Regions from separate parts of the Mus musculus genome. Here region 1 is linked to region 2. Evidence: chromatin loops called from intact Hi-C (ENCODE). Cell type or tissue: heart. All regions are shown on one strand. Each heading gives the region's core, and the rest is flanking DNA. Links, peaks and the distances in the headings are about the cores only. Region 1 has its middle 27 kb from the start of Olfr449. Region 2 has its middle 16 kb from the start of Tcaf3.

What was found. Peaks named below come from ENCODE experiments on the same cell type or tissue, not always from the same donor. Only the 100,000 strongest peaks of a DNase experiment are listed, where the experiment ranks them.
Region 1: it touches region 2 in a loop (11-fold over the local background); 16 of 42 quality-filtered maps call a loop at or near these places.

The regions. Positions count from the first base shown.
Region 1 is chr6:42,858,242-42,863,629 of GRCm38, reverse strand. No RefSeq gene overlaps it. Among named protein-coding and RNA genes, the nearest start is that of Olfr449, 27 kb to the right of the region's middle. In heart, for the core only: a CTCF peak has its summit at 3,224 (motif pointing right); no DNase peak of the experiment used is centred there.
Region 2 is chr6:42,610,265-42,615,652 of GRCm38, reverse strand. No RefSeq gene overlaps it. Among named protein-coding and RNA genes, the nearest start is that of Tcaf3, 16 kb to the right of the region's middle. In heart, for the core only: a CTCF peak has its summit at 3,250; no DNase peak of the experiment used is centred there.

The DNA of each region.
Region 1 (5,388 bases), core at 162-5,161, 250 kb before region 2:
CTGTCTCCAGATCTTGGGTATTTTGAATAGTATTGTGATAAATGTGGGTGTGTACATGTGTGCTTTATGTATGAAGATATTTGCACAGTTGTATGCCCAAGAGTGCTATAGCTGTATCTCAGAAGAATCTCCAAATTGACCTTGGTAAGCCATTTAACAATCCCAAGAACAATGTATTCCTGCTACCTCTAATAACTTTTGTGTCCTAAGAACTTTTGTTATTTTGTTGTTGTTTGTAGAGCATTCATCCTCCATGGAAAAAAAATAGACACTCAAAGTAATCTTGATTGCCATTTTACACATGGATAAATACAACAAATATTTTTTTAAAGCTGTAAGATCAAAAAAAAAAAAAACCAAACAAACAAAAAAACAAAGCTGTAAGATCAGCCTAAGACCAGATAATAGAACCCCAAATATCATGATTTTTCAGTCATGATAATAAATGTTAACAGACAACTTATTGAAAGAATTTACAGACTTCTCTTATTTTTAAAAAGTTCAGCTTACTCTCTTTTTAGGAAAGATGTAAACCAAAGAGATTTCTCAGAATTAGAAAGGGAAGTCTGGACAACAGAGTGCCAGGCAAGCAGCAGCCATAAAAGTCACATCAGACGAGGTTCAATCCAGACCCAAAGCACAAGTGGGATATAAGGATATGAGTAGGAATGGAACAACACAGTGGCAGTGCAGACCGTCGACAGCTAAACTGCCATAAACAGGAGTTAAAGCAGGACCTGCTTCCATAAGGAGGACCCGCACACTGGTAAAGTGACACCTAAGTGGCTGGAGACATTCATTCCCTTTTCTCATCCAAATCAGATCATGGGAAAAGTTAAGACACAGACAGCCAGAGGATGGGACAGACAAAGGCATCTGGTGAATGTGCCAGAAGGGATTCTGAATCCAGAAGACAATGAACCTTCTTGGCAAATTCCACGAGAGCTTTCAAGCAAAGCCAAGCGAAGGGCAGAGATTAAACCATTCATAAAACTGGTTGCAAAAACTAGAAACAAAACAGGTAAAATTTTTCTCAACATGGTTTAAAAATCAAATACCAATGAGTTAAAGAATTAAAATTTCCAAGTATTTTAAATTTTCAAACGTAACAAGGTATAGAAATGTTTAAACGCTACTTAGAGAGGTCAAGTGGAAAGCCTTCCATGTTCTTGAATAGGACTATGAACATTTTAAACACAACAATTTCCCTGTAAGCTGTTCAATAAACAACATGCAACCCCACTGTAGGCAGCAGAAAGATTTACTCATTTTTAACTTACACAGGACGGACGATGCTAAAAGCATACTGGAAAGTACAAAGAATGAACAGCATAAAAACTCTACAAGAGAATAATCATGTTTAAAACTGGCCTTTTTTTTTTTTAATCACTTCAGACACCATAAATTATCACAATTTTAAGATTTAAACATTAAGTTACTAATTGTGGCTGGAGAGATATGTGATAAGCCAGTCCGAATCAAAAAGACTTTGGTAAACTAACTGAATATCTACTGGGATTTATCAAAAATCAGTGAGAGCACAATGGATTACATGATAAATGTAACAAAATTGCCAGCCATGCTACTAGTACTTAGAGGTAGGCCTCTCACTTTACATTGTTACTTATCTCTGAACTAGATCCATTCTGAAAGCATGTGGAATCAAGGGAAGGGGGGTTACCTACTTACTTTCAAGGGAAGACCATGCCAGTCTACAAATATTTAAAATCAATGGGTTGTAAAGATCTCTTTTATGTGTCCAGGCTTCTGGTGCTGGATTTTCTTGTTATGAAAGGCTGGCATTTGAGAAATGTCCATCTAGGATGTAGATTAACCAAGACAAAATAAATGTGATTCAATAATACAAAAGGAAAGTAAAAAGCATGGTTACCCGTTCCTTCTTTGCATGTTGGCTTTGAATTTGTTTTCACTCTTAAAATCATATATAACAGCTGAACATAGGGACATACATTATTAATCTCAGCGATGGGGAGGTAGAACCAGACACAGGAGATAAAGTTTATTTTAGGTTCTGCAGTGAGTTTCAGGCGGGCCAGGACTGCATTGCAAGGTCATATCTTTAAGAAAATCACAAATAATAGTAAATATATGAACTTCTTAGTAATGGTCATTTTCACCTCAATGCTGTGTCGCAAAGACCCAGTTCAGCTGTCTTGTCATCTACAGATAATTTTATGAGTTGTCTAACACAGTTTCACAAAACACACTTTGTTCAGATTTTTTCACATAATTTGAACTATTATGCATTTTAATTCCATGTATAAGCGCCCAGTGGAAATATTTTCACCAAGCAGGAAGCACCCGTTGACATAGCTGATGATAGTCATTCTTCCTTACTTTTGTTGTTGTTGTTGTTGTTGTTGCTTTTTCAAGACAGGGTTTCTCTGTGTAGCCATGGGTGTTCTGGAACTCACTCTGTAGACTAGGCTGACCTTGAACTCAGAAATCTGCCTGCCTCTGCCTCCAAGTGCTGGGATTAAAGGCATGCTCCACCACTGCCCAGCTCTTCCTTACTTTTGATATATACTTATAACTCTCGAGTCTGGCTGTGATTCTATAAGCACTGGAGGGACTAGCTTGGAGCGTCTGCCTTTGGTTTCCTGTGTGGTATCAGCTGAGAACAGTGCTTTACATTGGAGATTTAAAGCCTTCCTCTGCAGTTGATTGACATTTTACTTGTGACTTAAGTCTGCTTTCCTGTTTTTCTTGCGTTATACCTCTGCTCCTTAGTACACCCCTCCCTTCACAATCAATATTCTTTTGTGGGTTTCCTAGCCATCCAAACCTTTCAATATCCAGTGCAAATTCTGCCTCTCCTTAAAAAACAAAACAAAACAAAATAAAATTTTAAAACCCAAATCATGCGTTTTAATTACTCTGTTATCATAAGTCTCCTTCATGATCCATTAATCTGCTTTATTCACTGAATAATTAATATTTTCCCATCATATTATACTTCATGCTCATGTCCTATTATGCTAGAACACATGAGATGAGAAATCATGACTTATAATACTGTGCATCCAAACTGAAGGTGCACTTCACAGAAAAGGTTTTCGGCCTAATGTAGACCAAAGGAAGATTCTTAGTTTCAGATTTTGACTTATTTACCTGGATAATAGAGAATATCGGACCAGATGAGGAGCTCATGCTGGCTTAGCACTTACTGTCCAATGTATCCTTAACTGAGCACTACTTACATTGACCACTAGATGGCACCAACACCAAATAAAATTCTCTGCAAGTGGTCCTAACATTTTTTTTTTAACTAAATTCTGATTATGATTTCTTTTTTTTTTTTTTTAAGAGGAAGTACCGATTTATCCTGTAGCAAAATGAAAATATTATCATCAGAAAATGTTTTAATATAAATTTAAATTACAGGTCAATTTATCAATTGTCTTGGTCATAATTCAAGTATTTAGTACCCACATGTACATGGAGTTTTTTATTACAAAGCTGTTCAAAATATGCAATTCTTCCTGTACCATAGAAACTTCTTTTATTTATTTATTTATTTATTTATTTATTTATTTATTTATTTATTTATTTTCTTTCCATTTTTTATTAGGTATTTAGCTCATTTACATTTCCAATGCTATACCAAAAGTCCCCCATACCCACCCACCCCCACTCCCCTACCCGCCCACTCCCCCTTTTTGGCCCTGGCGTTCCCCTGTTCTGGGGCATATAAAGTTTGTGTGTCCAATGGGCCTCTCTTTCCAGTGATGGCCGACTAGGCCATCTTTTGATACATATGCAGCTAGAGTCAAGAGCTCCGGGGTACTGGTTAGTTCATAATGTTGATCCACCTATAGGGTTGCAGATCCCTTTAGCTCCTTGGGTACTTTCTCTAGCTCCTCCATTGGGAGCCCTGTGATCCATCCATTAGCTGACTGTGGGCATCCACTTCTGTGTTTGCTAGGCCCCGGCATAGTCTCACAAGAGACAGCTACATCTGGGTCCTTTCGATAAAATCTTGCTAGTGTATGCAATGGTGTCAGCGTTTGGATGCTGATTATGGGGTGGATCCCTGGATAAGGCAGTCTCTACATGGTCCACCCTTTAATCTCAGCTCCAAACTTTGTCTCTGTAACTCCTTCCAAGGGTGTTTTGTTCCCACTTCTAAGGAGGGGCATAGTGTCCACACTTCAGTCTTCATTTTTCTTGAGTTTCATGTGTTTAGGAAATTGTATCTTATATCTTGGGTATCCTAGGTTTTGGGCTAATATCCACTTATCAGTGAGTACATATTGTGTGAGTTCCTTTGTGAATGTGTTACCTCACTCAGGATGATGCTCTCCAGGTCCATCCATTTGGCTAGGAATTTCATAAATTCATTCTTTTTAATAGCTGAGTAGTACTCCATTGTGTAGATGTACCACATTTTCTGTATCCATTCCTCTGTTGAGGGGCATCTGGGTTCTTTCCAGCTTCTGGCTATTATAAATAATGCTGCTATGAACATAGTGGAGCATGTGTCCTTCTTACCAGTTGGGGCATCTTCTGGATATATGCCCAGGAGAGGTATTGCTGGATCCTCCGGTAGTACTATGTCCAATTTTCTGAGGAACCGCCAGACGGATTTCCAGAGTGGTTGTACAAGCCTGCAATCCCACCAACAATGGAGGAGTGTTCCTCTTTCTCCACATCCTCGCCAGCATCTGCTGTCACCTGAATTTTTGATCTTAGACATTCTGACTGGTGTGAGGTGGAATCTTAGGGTTGTTTTGATTTGCATTTCCCTGATGATTAAGGATGTTGAACATTTTTTCAGGTGCTTCTCTGCCATTCGGTATTCCTCAGGTGAGAATTCTTTGTTCAGTTCTGAGCCCCATTTTTTAATGGGGTTGTTTGATTTTCTGAAGTCCACCTTCTTGAGTTCTTTATATATGTTGGATATTAGTCCCCTATCTGATTTAGGATAGGTAAAGATCCTTTCCCAATCTGTTGGTGGTCTCTTTGTCTTATTGACGGTGTCTTTTGCCTTGCAGAAACTTTGGAGTTTCATTAGGTCCCATTTGTCAATTCTCGATCTTACAGCACAAGCCATTGCTGTTCTGTTCAGGAATTTTTCCCCTGTGCCCATATCTTCAAGGCTTTTCCCCACTTTCTCCTCTATAAGTTTCAGTGTCTCTGGTTTTATGTGAAGTTCTTTGATCCATTTAGATTTGACCTTAGTACAAGGAGATAAGTATGGATCGATTCGCATTCTTCTACATGATAACAACCAGTTGTGCCAGCACCAATTGTTGAAAATGCTGTCTTTCTTCCACTGGATGGTTTTAGCTCCCTTGTCGAAGATCAAGTGACCATAGGTGTGTGGGTTCATTTCTGGGTCTTCAATTCTATTCCATTGGTCTACTT
Region 2 (5,388 bases), core at 253-5,252:
CATGTGGGTGGAGAAAATGAAGAGGTAAAACAAACAAGAAAAAAGTCCATGAGTCCAGCCGCACAATGACTATGTGTTCATTGTGATAGTAAATATTTGATCGCAATTAATAGTTTATATCCTGACTTTGATCATTCAGTTCCCAGATAAAAGACACACAACTTGTATGTTTATAATAAGCCTTTAGTGCACTAGAGCTCGACAGATATCTACCTTTCAGGCTATTATGTCTACTTCCCTATCAATAACCCTGAGTTATAACTTGCTATGTTCCATCTCTGATGCTCTTAACTCCAATCAGGCAGCCCTCATGGCCATGTTTTCATTACTGATCTAACCCATGGTGTCTTTCCTTTCCCCATCTTCTTCCTTCTCCTCCTCATTCTTCTTTGATCCCAAGCTTGGGACCCAAACACCCCACCTATCTTTCTTCTGCCCAGCTATAGCCTGTAGGCATAGTTATTCACCAATCAGGGATAACTTGGGGCAAGGTTGCACAGTCTCTTGGGTCTAAGATTGGATTCTCTCATTCCTGGAGACAAACAGACCTTCAGAGCCAGTATTTAGCATTACAATACAGAGCAACAGACCAAATATCAATATTCAGTTACTCAACCAGCAAAGGTAGGCCATGGGAAATTAGCATCCAACATAAGTGGAAAACCAAACCAAGGCCAATCATAGTGATTAAAAATAAATTGTCTCCACTTAGAAATGGAGTTCAGGCAAGAACAATGCCTTCTTGTTCCTGCAGGGATAGAAACTTAAGGCCCTATGTGTTTCAGCCAGGTAAATGTAAGTTAGATGCAGGAGACAACTTTATTAGGGATGTAGTCTTTAGGGTGCCCTTATAGTCCACTCCTCAGAAATACAGCTTTCATTTCTCAACTGATCCTTAATAGACCATTTGAACAGGTAGAGTGAATGGATGGTCATTAAGAGCCATTCTGAATTGTACTAGTTATTTGTGGATCAGGTCAGTGAACTATACTAGCGGGAAAGGGGTGGCTGTAACCACAAAACAAAAATACTTTGTCATTATATAATTTCACTAAAACCAAACAACCTAAAAACTCTGTATCTCAGCCTGTGTTGTCTACCAAGGATCTAGCAGTTTGCTGTTTAAAATGCGCTGTGTTGGCCATATGTAACAGAGAAGGATGGAAGACCATGGGGTGGATGTTTCAGTCCTGCACTAAGGGGTGAACAGGATGATTGTGGGAGATGGAAGGAGAGGGAAACAAACGGGAGGGTGAGAAAGGAGGAAGAGGAAATAAGGGTGGCAGTATCAGAAACTGGAGGAGATGTGAGAGAGGTATAAGGGTCAAGAAATCGAATAAAAATAGGTGGGGAGGGGGGATGAGGAACTGGGGATAGCCACTGGTGGGTCCCAAACACCAGAGAAACGTGAGGCTCCTAGGACCCAATGGGATTGACTTTAGCCATAATGCGCAGAGAAGGGGGAGATAGAACCTGTGGAGACCACATTCAGTAGATAGGCACAGTCCCTGGTCAAGGGATGGGGCAACCCACGCATCCCAAAGTTTTTTAACCCAGAAATGTTCCTGCCCAAAGAAAGAACAGGGACGAAAAATGGAACACAGACTGAAGGAATGGCCAACCGGGAACGGCCCCACCTAGGGATAAATCATGTCTGCAGACACCAAACCCAACACTGCTGTTGTGGTCAAGAGGTGCTTGCTGACAAGAAAAAAGTGTGGCAGTTCCTGGGGAGGTCCAGCCAGCAACTGACCAGTGCAGAGGCGGATGCTTGGAGCCAACCATCAGACTGAACTCAGGGAACCTGGTGGGGTGCTAGCAGAGGGACTGGAGGACTGGAGGGGGACTGAAACCCCCTTTAGAAGAACAACTTAGGCAGGCCTGACCACCCAGTGTTAGACCACCAGCCAAGGAGTGTACCTGGAGGGATCCATGGCTCCAGATACACATGTAGCAGAGCCTTGCCTCACAGCAACTGGAGGGGAGGCCCTCGGTCCCGGGGAAGTTTGATGCCCCCAGAGTAGGAGGATGCTGGAAGCTTGGAGCAGGGCAGGAGAAGGTGGGTGGGTGGGGAGCACTCTCATACAGGCAAAACGGAGGGCAGTGTGGGATGGGGGAGGGTGGCGGAGGGGTAACCGGGAAGTGGGATATCATTTGAGATATAAGCAAATGGAATGATTAATAAAAAAAAAATAAGTTAAAAAATAAAATAAAATAAAATGCTCTGTGTTTATTTTTTTCCACAGGAACCAAATAAGAAATTGTGTTACTGTCCCCACTTCTGGAGGAGAAAATAGAGATACAAAGATGAGAAACAGAAAAGCTGAACTTCTGATTCTGGCAGTTTGATTCCAGATCTTCTGACAGGACAGTGCCAACCTGCTGGTAGCATGATACTGTCTCCATCAAACCCTCCTCAGCTTCTGGACCACAGAGTCTGGATTCAAGCAGAAAATGATTACTGGATGTTAAAGGTCATCTATCCAAGGCACACATACCTTAGAGCAGTGGTTTTCAACCTTCCTAATACTGCAACCATTTGATACAGTTCCTCATGTTGTGGTGACCACCCCCAACCATAACATTATTTTGTTTCTATTTCATAACTGTAATTGTGCTATTGTTATGAATTGCAATGTAAATATGTGTGTTTTCCCACGGTCTTAGGCAATCTGTGTAAAAGAGTTGTTAGATTCCCCCAAAAGGGGTCACAAGCCATAGGTTGAGAATCACTGCCTTAGGGTATGATTAACATCTTGTTCCACCTACCCGAGAGGGTTTAAAGCCTCCAAAAATGAGAGTTCTCTAGAGTCTTAGAGAAAGATGGACTTAAGTTTGGGGTAACTTTTTTTAAGGACACTCCAACTGAATTGTTACTATATTGGACAGGAAAACCCAACCTTCTATATTGCTAGCATGAAGGATGCAATTTGATGTAAGAAGTCACCCTAACAAGGTTCAGGGAAGTACTTATTACTAGTTGTAAAGAAGACAAAAAACACCCTACCTCTATGCCCTTTGCAGAATGGGATAGAATCACTAACTTGTTAACAGAATGGATGGTTAGTGTCAGAAAAACAGAACTTTGGTATTTTATCTCACTAAGTGAACCACCAAATAGCCTCCCACTGAGGAACACTGCTAAAAGGACATAACAAACCCAAGTAAGGGGAATTGCATAATTTCTATGGTGAATGGGCCTTACAGTACTTTCTGTGTCACCTACTGTTTTGCTCTCCCCCTTGTGTCCACTCACAAACATTACAGCTTCTCCCCCATTAAATATAAAGGAAAGTGCTCTATGGGGCAAACTCAGCCTCTCTTCTGGTTTTAGTTAAAAAGAAATGTTATGTTGCCCCTCTCTTGAAGCAAAGTATTTTTCAATATGATTTTAATTTTCTGTCTCTAACATTCTCCCAAATTAGTATGCTTTAGTTGGAGTAAAATGTTTACATAAACCATCATTCACAATATTGTGCAAGAATGGATTTAGGGTCTTAAGATACAACAGCTTTACCTTCACCAATTAAATACATGCAGTATATCTAAATAGCACCTCCTTAAATTTATATTTCCAAAGAATAAATAATTATTAGAAGTAATCAGTTCAAGAACTTTTAAAAACTGATGTCACATGGTTTGAGCTATCAAGACATCTACGTCTAGACTGCAAAGAAATATACACTGAAAACAAACATGGCTTCTCTCACTTAAACATCATCTTCCAAAGAAAACATTTGCAGGTCATTGTGACTTTATAACTAATAGAAATATGCCATTTCATATTTGGACAGACTTCTCCTATCCAGTCCTCTGGGTGTGAGGGTCTCTGAGGGTGGCTAGAAGGTAGTTTGATTCAACATAACTAAGTAGCTAGTGTTAATTCAAACTTCAGGAATCTGACCCAATTAGTTTATTTTAGGCATGTTTAAGCACAGCATAATTTGGAGGAAGTTTTCCTGGTGATAAATAATTCAGTCCATGAGCACAATGAAGCTTAACATATGAGTGCATCAGAAATCATTGTAAAGTACAGGTGAAATCTTTAATAAAGATTAGTTCTATAGGTTGGTTATATGTGACAGCCTCCATAAAGATGGGTTTTATAGAATGACAGGCCACGATAAGGGTCTGGGAGAAGATCCAGCCACACAGTGTAAATATCACAGACTATTTACTGCATCTGCTCCCAGCCATTGGGGTAGAAAGCAGATTATACATCTCTCCCTTTGATCAGACAACGCTGTGTGTTTAACATTCCTGGTTCTCCTAGTGCCTATCTGTGAGCACATGGACCGCCCATATCTGGAGTATGCATAAATTAGTGTCCTCCCTCTCAGTGGAGAAAAGAAGTAATATGAAACCCAAGATATCACGGAACCACAATAAAAGCTGATGTTATATTTGGCTCAGAAAAGGTCACTTGGCCAGATGCAACCGCCTCTTGAGCTGAACAAACAAAATCACTCTACTCAGAGAGAAATATCCAGTATGCATCACTCTGGTTTTCTTTGCTATAACACAATACTAGAGGTAGCCACCTGACAAGGCTAGTTGGTATACAGCTGTGGAGGTGTAAAGTTAAAGTGCCAAATCTTACAATGGCCTTCTTCATGGAACATGTCTATGTGAACAGGACAAAACACAAGGAATACACAGACAGTGTGTGTGTGTGCTGCACTAGAGGAATTTATCCTAATAATTTACCTAATCCTAGTCATACCCCGAATGTCTCACATCTCAATACCAGAATTAAATTAACCCCCCTTTTTTAGTATTTATTCAATTTACACCCGACTCTTCGCCCCCTCCCTGTCATCCCCTTCCACAATCCTTCCTCCTCTCCCCCTCCCTTCTCCTCTGAGAGGCTGGAAGGTCCTGGGTATCCCCCACCAGGAAACATCAAGTCTCTGTAGAGTTAGGCACATCCTCTTCCACTGAGGTCAGACAAGGCAATCCAGCTAAAGTAACATATCCCACATACAGCTTTCAGGATAGCCCCTGCTCCATTTGTTTGGGACCCACGTGAAGACTAAGCTGCACATCTGCTCCATAGCAGGTGCATAGATGTGTGAGACCTAGATCTAGCCCATGTATTTCTTTGGTTGGTGGTTGTCTCTGAGAGCCCCAAGGGTCCAGGTTAGTTGACTCTGTTGGTCTTCCAGTGGAGTTCCTATCTCCTTCAAACCCACAGTCCTTCTCCCTATTCTTCCATAGGTGTCTCCAAGCTCCATCCACTTGGCTGTGGGTGTTTGGATCCATCTGAGTCAGATGCTGGATGGAGCCTCTCAGAGGACAGCCCTGCTAGACTCATGTCTGCAAACATAACAGAATACCTTTAATAGTGTCAGGGATTGAGGTTTGCCCATGGGATGGGTCTCAAGTTAG